Regions from separate parts of the Mus musculus genome. Here region 1 is linked to region 2. The links are chromatin contacts, found by Hi-C or POLR2A ChIA-PET in ENCODE. All regions are on one chromosome and are shown on one strand. The core of a region is the stretch at or near the end of the contact, and the rest is flanking DNA. Distances in the headings are between cores, read along the strand shown.

Region 1 (4,967 bases), core at 2,125-4,624, 420 kb before region 2:
GAATACATTCATAATTCTCTCCTGGCCCATAGGAGGCTGAGCTCAGAGGCTCAGGACAGGCTCTTCATCAGAGGAGACAAAACGGCCTGAGAGGGAGCGGGCACAGCTTCCTGCCTCTCATCCCCTCTGAGGGCTGGCACAAGCTCCCTGCTAATGATCTGCTTCTTCAGCGTAGGCCAAAGCTGTGTAAACAGACTCACCCAGTTCTGGGAAGAGAGAGTGAGAAAAAAATCCAATCTATTTCTCAGATAATTAAAATGGCATTTCACATACTTCTGAACCTGTCCTGTTTTGTAAAGTAGTCAGTAAGTTGATTAGTGTCTAATTTTTAACTTGATAGGTATTTCGTGTGGGTTCTTTCCTGTAAAAAGAGAAGCAGAAAACCTGACAATTAAAAAAAAAAAAGAAACTTGTTATTTGATAAATTATTAAAATGAGAACATTGATGGCGCTGATTAACTCCTACTTTCAAAACTTCTTTACTATTCTCCGAATAAACTTACGTCTTTTGCAAGTTTTTAGATGCTACAATCCTATCTTTTGTTACCTGGTTCTAAAATATAGATTTTTTTTTTTTTTTTACCTACATACTCAGAATGTGTTAGTTCTAGAGGCATACATAGGAAAGACAGAAGAAACACAGGGCTCTTTTTAAACTCACGACTTCCCACTAAGAAAGAAGACAATGAAATTTCGAATGAGATCATCTATTCTGAGCATTCACCACCCAAGAAAATCCCCACCACACTGAATCAGAGGTGGGTCCCTGGCCATCGGACTCTATGACAACAGCTGGCTGGAATGGCAAGGTTCCCACATGGAAGAGTGAGGTCACAGTTTACCAGTGTTAGAGATGGTGTCCTCTTCCTGATACCTTAGGTGGCTGGGGGCAAGTTACATGCGTTCCTCAGAACCAGCATCCTTTAAGGCGAGCTCAACAACAGCTAAGCTTCCACTTCACACTTCATCACCAAGCCATTCAGACAAGCAACAGTGATGTCGGACTTGCAGACAGGCGACAGACAGACAGACAGACAGACAGACAGAGGGGGTGTCACTTAGGGTCAAATGGCAGAGAGCATACAAGGCTGCTCTTACTTCTAGGGCAAAGGTAAAGGAGAATCCTGCTTTGAAGATGGCGGAGGACTTGTGAACTTGGTGTCACTGAGGAACGTGGAGTCTAGTATACCATCTTGTAGGAAGGACAAAGCTTCAGCCATCGGTGGGAAAGAACAGTTACATCAAACAGGTTTTTGGTTTGTTAACAGCAAGATTCCCGTTAGGACAAGGTTTAGGAAAGCCTCTGGAGTTTAGAGTAACACAAGATATTAATACCATGCAAACATTTGACATGAGTTTGGTCTTCCATGCTCGCCACCAAACTCATGGCTATCAGAGAAGACAGAGAGCATCCTGGGTGACAGGAGTCCATGCTGTGCGGAGGCTCCACACGGAAGCACAGGCAGAAGTGAAAGCAGGGCGCATCTGAGGAGCACACATTGTGGGTGCCCACCCAGGGGACAAAGAGCTTGTCTGATGGAGATGCTACGCCCCACTCCCTCCCACCAAAGCCAATCAGCATCAGGTGTTTCACTCCCACTGGGAATAGCAAAGCCCAGCCTGTGGACGGCTGGCTGTGTGAGCTCCCAACGTAAGCTGCTGTCTCAGATGCGCTCTGTTCCACCTACATCTGCCCCCCTTTAAAGTGAACTTGCTCTCCTCCAAGGGCTTGCCCCACCCCATAGCACCTTATACGGTGCAGGGCCTTGAGAGAAGATGAGGCCACAAAAGCCAAGTGTACACTTCTCCCGGCGCCTGGGTGGCCATGATTCGGTCTGTCAAAGTGCCGCTGGGTGAGCGACTGCTGTGTTCTACAAAGGGTATTCCAGGTACAAATTGGTATTTAGGCAAGGTTTTGGGTTGAAAAGACATCAAACAGCGTTCCAACAGTGCAGGGGACAGAAGGTATGCCATGCTCCAAGGATCAAGACAGAATGTTCAAAACAGAGCGTCTTCTCCCAGGTAGGTACATGCTGACAAAACGGTATACAGTGGAACAATGGAAAGAATGTTTCTTAAATTTATTAAACAAATGACAGAAATGAGAATGAAGTCCCCAGCCTTTTCTACTTGAGAATTAATTCAGTGCATCAGAAAATTTTAATACAACACATTATTACCTCAAGGATTAAATGCACACACAGAGAGAACAGGAGGAAATTGTGTTAAAAACATGGGCTGGGCTGGTGAGATTCGGTTAGTGAGGTTTGCAGCAATTTTCCAAGGCAGGAAGAGGTGAGAGCAAGGGGTTGATGACCCTTCAAGCCCTCTAGATGCTCCTGGAGAGAGCGGGCATTCTTGGTAACTGAAGAGCTAAGTGTGGTCTTTCTGTAGCATTGCAGGCAGAGGGTCAAGGTCTTGCTTCTCACACTGGAAGCCAGGGGAAAGGGAGCTGGGGGTGCAGCTGCGTGAGACAGACGCTCATCACCAGGGATGACAGACCGGCCAGAACCCTGCATGCCCCATTCCCACCTCCAGACTCTGTAAGGGCCTTTGTCTTCTGCCATTTCCCACCACTGTTGAATATTCTGAACCAGCCCAGGGGGCTGCAGTGCTGCCTGGCACCAGTGCACACAGGCGCAGCACCAACCTTTGCTTTGCTGACGTGACCTTTCGAACTCTATCCCAACCACTATAGGGGCAGGTTTTCCATACCAACAACTGTCATCTGGAGACATCGCAGAGCAGCTAACCTGGCCCAGAGTCCTTAGGAAGAAGGACAGGTGCTGCCTTGCATGCGAAGCTGCCATCTAATACCAGAGCCACAAACATGCAGGGGAGCCCCCTTCCGGGCTGTGCCCAGTGGCCATCATGGGCTCAACAGAGTCACCCAAGAAAACCTCAATGGAGAACCAAGCAAAGCCAAGGCTGTGTGGAGAGCTCTCTCTCTCTCTCTCTCTCTCTCTCTCTCTCTCTCTCTCTGAGAGTTTTAAGCGCTTCCCTAGCTTCTTTCTGGTCGGGCATTCCATTGTTTTCTTGGAGAGCAACACGTCTCTGGGTGAGAGGTTTCTGAGAGTGCTACGCTCTTCACTTCATGAAGACCTTTTTCCAACAGACCTACCCCTTTCCTTGTCCCTGCCACAGCCGGTTAACATAAACCCACACTTTCAACTCTGCTCCCAGGAGACATACTCGGAAGTATGTATCTAGGCTACTAAAAGGGAGAACCACACAGCTTTCTGTCCAATTGGTGGCAACCAGACCACGTGGATCTTTGATTTAAGCTGACTCCACATCTGAATCATTATGGAATTTTTTTTTAAATGCTTTTCATTAGTACCTCTTTCGTAAAAAAAAAAAAAAAAAAAAAAAAAATGATATTAAGAGGCATGCTAATTTTGGCCTGAATGCCAGGCCTTTGTGTTAACACCCAGTACCTGGTGCCTCCAGTGAGTTCATTTCCTGTTTTAAGTTTCAGCTCATCACATGGGAAAGGGGTGGATTAAACCAAAGGAAAAAGCAGTGCCAATCAGTTCTTTGGCCCCACCCCCTTTTAAAATCTTGTTCCCAACACAGGCTTTCCCTCCTGTGTGTTTGTTTGGCCAGCATGAAGCTACAGTCTGTTCCTTGCGTTTAAAGAAACTCTTGCACTTCATTGCAGAATTCAGCGACAGCAGAACAGACCTGAGCCGTGCAATGTGATGGAGGGAAACCTTGGAGGAACACGGAGGAGCAATGGGTTCGGATGGGAGAGAGGAGCAGGAAACAGCTTGCCATGGGAGTTATAACCACAGTGGCTATGGAAATTCTAGCTAAACCCACGTAAAGGGCTCAGGCAAAGCCAAGCGATCAAGACAGAGGCACACAGAGTCAAACCAAGCCTGACTGACTAACTGCAGGCTGGGTCCACCTGTACCTCTGAGGCTCATTCAATAAGGGCTGCGCCTGTGGCAAGCACAGCGCTGCTCAGAGAGGGCAGAAAGCACTGTACGGGGAGAAAGCAGACTGAACTCCTGTGGTCAGGGACTCTAGATAAAAAGGGAAAAAGGGGACAAAACGAACCTCTAAGCACATTTACCATCAATTCACCAATGTTAAAAATGTTTCCTATCTGAATTTTAATCCTCCTTTTACAAAAAGCTTGGCAACGTACAACCAGGGAGACTTCTGAGGTCAACTCCCCCCAACTCCCCCCCCCCCCCCAAGACTCAGCAGGCCAGGGGCTGACTCTGCATCTAGGTTCTTCAGGCCTGGACTTTTTTTTTTTTTTTTTTCATTACTTGGTTTAAATCTTCAAAGATGTTCTTGAGGAGAAAAAAGTCTTACTACTCAGATTTTAAGCGCAGGGCCAAAGAGCGGGGGTGGGGTGGGTGGGGAGGGGGATGGCCGTGTAAGAAATTCCTGAATATGAATCACACATATAAGAAAGAATCTGGCCCAAAAGCTTCCTCTAATTAAATGCCTATCTAATAAAATACCATCGATGGCATCCAGATGACTGTTTCAGGGGCTGAGGCCGTTCACATTGGGCTCTGGAACTCATTAAGTGCATTTCTTCACGCTAAAGGAATTTCATGCCTTTTCAGTTTGCTCTTAACAAGGATCCACATGGGGAACCACTAGATATATTTCAAAATAAAATCTAACATAACATCACAATGTAAGGGGTCCTAGAGCATCCGCGAGGAGCTTTAAACTCTGAGTTTCTCTGTCTCCCACCCTTGGCCGTGAGATACTGTTTGCAGAGCAGCAGCGAGTAGGCAAGGCTCAAAGGCCCAGGCTCCTTCAGTCCAGAGGCCCGAAGCATGTATGCTGCAGTGGATAGACTGAGGTCTCAGGAAGCCCTCTGGTCTCTGCTTTGCGTTTTTGACAGCCAACTGTGACACTGGCCTTCCTCACCTCAGTTCAACGTCACACAAATATAGGTCCTTTCTAAGTCCCAGATGGAGACTGTGGGCTTTGGAAGC
Region 2 (5,272 bases), core at 1,493-3,992:
TATTCTATCACTGAAGGAAGTCAGGACAGGAACTCCAATAGAATGGGACCCTGGAGACTGGAGCTGATGCAGAGGTTGCTAGTTCCACATGGGTTGCTCAGCCTGCTTGCTTATAGAACGCAGGACCACCAGCCCAGGGATGGCTCCACCCACAATGGACTGGACCATCCTCCATCAACCACTGTGGTGGTTTGAATATGCTTGATCCAAGGGAACGATACGGTTAAGAGGTGTGGCCTTATTGGAGGAGGTGTGGCCTTGTGAGAGGAAGTGTATCACTATGGAGGTGGGGCTTTACATATGCTCAAGTCTGGCCAGTGTGAAAATGTCTCCTGCTGCCTTTCAGTCAAGTTGTAGAATTCTCAGCTCCCCCAGCACCGTGTCTGCCTGCACATCACCATGGACTGAACCTCTGAAACTGTAAGCCAGCTCCAATTAACTGCTTTCTTTTATAAGAATTGCTTTGATCATGTTGTCCCTTCATAGCCATGAAACCCTAATTAAGATAACCACTGAAGAGAGCGGGTTCCTCCTCTCAGTGATTTTAGCTTGTGTCAAGTTGACATTAAACTGTCCAGCACAACTGACTCCTTGTCAACCTGACACAGACATCACTTTCCTTTCTCATTCATCCCCACGGTCTCACATTAAAAATACAAATAACTTTAAAAAAAACCTCGCAGTTTTTACAAACTCAATCACGTTAAAAATTCAAAGTGCCTCAAACTACGCGTTCCTGTAAAATAAAATAAAGTTAAATATTTTCTTACTTCGAGAGAGAAGAACCAGAGAAAAGTCACAACGAAATCAAAGCAAAAGCAAACTCCCAAAAGTGTAAATCACTGAGCATTCAATATCTGAGCTCCACTCATGGTCTTCTGGGCTCCTCCAAGGGGCGTGGGTCATTCTCTGGCTCTGAAGCACACACAGCTTGTCTTCCAGGCCTCGCTGGCTCCACTGCACAGCAGCTGCTATTCTTGGTGGTCATCCATGGTACTGCCATTTCCAAAAGGCCGGGGGGTTTCTGCTCTCATCAGTAGCTTTTCATTGACTCTCTTCACGGTGCCAAGCCTCACCTTCTCTTTCCTGGTCCCTTCAGTCCTAGGACTTCAACTGCCACCAAGGCTGCACCTTCCCCGGTGGCCTCTCCTGGCCTCTCACAGTGCCAAGCCTCAGCTGTTTTCCATGGCCCCTTCCTGACTTCAAAACTGGTACCATCTGGATGACTCTTATACTACCAAGTTCAGATGCCAGCATGAGGTACAAACTTGGCTGCCTCTGGAACACAGCTTCTGTGTGCTGACTCTCAGGAAACACTTCCCATAAGAGTTAACCTCAACCTCTTAATCACTGATAATTTCTCAGCTCCGGCTGGCCAGTATCCAGTATCCCAACAAAGCAAAGGTTTCACGTTAGTAGTTCTACTATCGTGTTAAACACAGCTGATTCTTGGGCCCCAGCTAACCAGACTCATGAAATCTCAAATCAAAATAGCAAATGGTCCCGATAGTTTTTAAACTTCCCTCTGAAACTTCACAAGACAGGCCTCATCTTTAAAAAAAAAATATTTATGAGTATACCATCTTCATGCTCCCCAGAGGAGGGCAATGGATCCCATTACAGGTGATTTCGAGCCACCTTGTGGTTGCTGGGAATTGAACTCAGGACCTCTAGAAGAAGAGTCTTAACCACTGAGCCGTATCTCCGCCCCCCTAGGCCCCATCTTCTGTTCTGCTTTTAACATTCTTATCTTCCAAGCTCCTACAGTACACTCACCAGGTACTGAGCACTCTGGCTTTTCTAGCCTCAAGTTCCAAAGTCCTTCCATAATCTTCCCCAAAATAACATGGTCAGGGTTGTCATAGCTCTACCCTACTATACCCTACCATCTTGATACCAACTTGCTTTAGTTAGGGTTTCTATTGCTGTGATGAAATATCATGACCAAAAGCAAGCTGGGGAAGGAAGGACTTATTTAGCTTAACACTTCCAGATCACTGTAGAAAATCAGGACAGGACTTAGGAGAAGGACCTGGCGGCAGGAACTGATGTAGAGGCCACGGATGGGTGCTGCTTACTGGTTTGCTCTGCATGGTTTGCCTCGTCTGTCTTGCTCAGTCTATTTTCTTATAGAACCCATGACCACCAGTCCAGAGATGGCATCACCCACTGTAGGCTAGGGCCACCCCTACCAATTACAGTGTGGAGGCATTTTCTTAATTGATGTTCCCTCCTCTCAGATGACTCTGGCGTGTGTCAAGTTGACATAAAGCTATCCAGAAGAGTGGCCATTCCAGGAGGTAAGAAGACCCTGGGGTTGGCTGTGTGGTCTCCTCTTCTCCCTGGAGAACTTTGTGCTTCAGGCTCTGAACAGAGGTAGTCTGAGCTCTGCTCTTTTGCTAACCACAGGGAACCATTTCTTCTCTTAAAGACTGAAGTATCTGCAGTGAGACCCACCCCTTTTCTTATTTTGACGTCTCACTTGTTCTGAAACAGAACAACTTCTATCATGGGGCAAAAAGGCACAAAACCAGAGACCTCTTGACATGGACACATAGCACATTGCAGTATGGTCTTTCCTGGTCTCCAGGGTGCAAACGATGCTAGGAGTCAGATCTCATGTGCAGAAGAAGTCAGCCAGCGGCTTCAAACCTTCAGTGGGAACTGCCAAGCATTCTGATCTTCCAGGAACTCATCCAGGCGTCTGGGGGAACGGCTCTGTCTTTATTTGCATATGGAATTCTGGGGGCTGACTCATTCTCTGAGCAGCTGGCCTCACTTGTGGTTTGTGCAAACCCACGCTGAGAAGTTGAGGCCAGGCTCTGGTCAAGGGCTGGGTCTAATGCAACCCTAGGGCAGCTGGGTCGCTTATATTATCTCTGGTCTTCCTGCTTTCTTCTCATTGAACTAAACAGCTAGGGGGCAGGTCCTCAGTCAGCATCCACAAAGCCACTGCATACATGGAGCATTCCAACACACTAGGAAGGCTTAGCTTTCTGTTTAGAATTCTAGCAAACAAGCTACGAACGTTTAAAAAGACAACCCCCTTCTCTCCGGCTCAGTGAAAGCAAAACCAGGCAGCAAAATCAATAAATCATTAACTTAAAGGACGGCCTTTCGAGGCTCGCTGCCTGGCTTGCTTTGCCAAGTGACAGAAGGGTCACTGACTTCACCGTGGAAAGGAAGTTGGTAATGATTTCCCCTAGCTCGCGAACTCTTGCCGCGCTTGCGCTGACGGTGTAGGACTTAAAAGCGAGGCTATATCGCCCTCTCGTGGACGCTGTGTGCATAACCTGTGATGCACAAAGCTTTGAGCTACAAATCACAAATACCGACCAATAAGATACAGAACTCAGGGAGTGTCAAACTGGATTGTTGTAATGCACACACACTGTTCAGGAACAAGTGGCACGCCTTAGGACTCGTTCGAGAAAAGCGTATCTAAGTGGCTTTGTCAAATATCAGTACTATGAATGCCCCTTTTAATCTAGCGTATTTCCCCCAAGCTTTCTTACAATGTACAGGACAAACTGCAAGTTGTGAGATGATGATTCCAAGTTAGTTAGCATATTTGTCACCTCACATACCTCCTTTTTTTTCCTTCTTCACAAGAACACTTAGTCTCTTAGCAAGTTTTGCATATGCAGTGGAGTGAAGCCTGTGAGTAAGACCAGCTTGGAGACGTTTCCTTCTGAGAGCCGGGGAATGGGGTAGCAGGACCCGAGGCCGTGTGCTGAGCTGCAGGGTTTATTGTCTGAGCTAAAGGGATTCTCTCTACCCCACCTGATCTTTACAGCTGTTCTGGGAGTCTCAATTACTTCTGTTTTGACCAAGACAATTTAATTGGGTGTCTGTTGAAGGAAAAGGCCTGGAATCGATATTGTAGCAAAGTGTACCTCAGTGGCTAATTAGTGAACTCGACCTTGGGTTAGCATTGCTGGGAGAAAGCTGCCCGCTCTGAACACCACTAGCAAGTCCCATGTGCTGTCTGCTGTTGATGATCAACACTGTCCTCGTTACCTAGAAGAATGGCACATTGTAGAGAGACTATCGGTTGTTCATTTAAAATAATCATAGTTTAATTAAACAACCTGAGAGGTGTCAATACTTTGTCCTGATTTGCACTGAAATAATCAGTGTAATAAAACTTCTGGGGATGCCTAAAACTTGGTCCAATTATAAATGCCAAGTGGGGGGACAATGAGATAGCTCAGTGGGGGGACATTAAGATAGCTGAGTGGGGGGCAGTGAGATGACTCAGTGGGGATAGTGAGATGTCTCAGTGGGGACAGTGAGATAGCTCAGTGGGGGAAACAGTGAGATAGATAACTCAGTAAGGGGGGCAGTGAGATAGCTTAGTGGGGGGGAATGAGATGTCTTGGGGGGGGGGTGGACAGTGAGATAGCCCAGTGTGCAAAAGTGTGTGTTGTGCAGGCATGGTGCTATGGCTCCATTCCCAGTACGCATGAACGTCGAGAGAACCAGCTCTGTAGCGTTGCCCCGCCTCCGCCTATCATAGAGAACCAGCTCTGGAGCGTTGCCCCGCCCCTGCCTATCATAGAGAACCAGCTCTGTAGCATCGCCCCGCCCCCGCCTATCATAGAGAACCAGCTCTGGAGCGTTGCCCCGCCCAGCCTATCATAGAGAACCAGCTCTGTAGCGTAGCCCCGCCCCCGCCTATCATAGAGAACCAGCTCTGGAGCGTTGCCCCGCCCAGCCTATCATAGAGAACCAGCTCTGTAGCGTAGCCCCGCCCAGCCTATCCTAGCCAGAAGAACAGTACAAGAGTGAGTCATTTCTGCACAAAGTGACTTTTTGTTAAATGGACACACACAGGGCCCAACAAAGCATTGATCTGGTCTCAGAATTTTGTTATTTTAAGACAGTTTACAGCAGAGCCAGCTTCAGCTATGCATTTGCAACAGCGCAGAACCAGAAGCATAATAAACACGACAGAGGAGGTGTGAAACGTATTCTATGAATACATTTGAAATGTGCTTGATTGAAAGGCAGATCGGACCATCTATCGGTGATGGGAAGTAGTGATTTCTCCCTGGCTGTCTCATTAAATAAAAGTCTAGAATTGATCTATTTGGGCGGTGAGGGGGCCATCAATCCCGGCAGGCTTTTAAAGATTAGTGTTTTGAGTGGACTGTTGTGATTCTGGTTCTGAGTTCTTGTTAGCCAGTAGGATTATTGTCATGTTAAAGATAGTCTATTATATAACATAAGCCTGTCTGAGACTAAACTTATGCATAAAATACTCCCAGGT

The links. A loop is a pair of places that touch in the nucleus more often than their neighbours do. ChIA-PET counts read pairs that join two places held with the same protein, here RNA polymerase II (POLR2A).
Region 1: a map of left cerebral cortex shows a loop between it and region 2 (4-fold over the local background). The contact joins the promoter of B930095G15Rik here to the enhancer-like site in region 2. A Hi-C loop is called at or near these places in 8 of 37 maps with a recorded cell type or tissue (CH12.LX, gastrocnemius and left cerebral cortex). POLR2A ChIA-PET finds 5 or more read pairs at or near these places in 1 of 5 experiments (Patski).

What each region holds. Positions count from the first base shown.
Region 1 is chr14:121,247,113-121,252,079 of GRCm38, reverse strand. B930095G15Rik (RIKEN cDNA B930095G15 gene) reads right to left here and starts at 3,374. Exons shown (of 1, transcript NR_155502.1): 1 at 1-3,374. All of the region lies in intron 13 of Farp1 (FERM, RhoGEF (Arhgef) and pleckstrin domain protein 1 (chondrocyte-derived)), which reads right to left.
Region 2 is chr14:120,829,979-120,835,250 of GRCm38, reverse strand. No RefSeq gene overlaps it. Among named protein-coding and RNA genes, the nearest start is that of Gm33173, 16 kb to the left of the region's middle. Within about 2 kb of position 2,742, at least 3 of the 3 ENCODE cell types and tissues checked have a DNase peak (open chromatin) inside an H3K27ac peak, as active enhancers do; they include gastrocnemius and left cerebral cortex, where a contact is called at or near this core.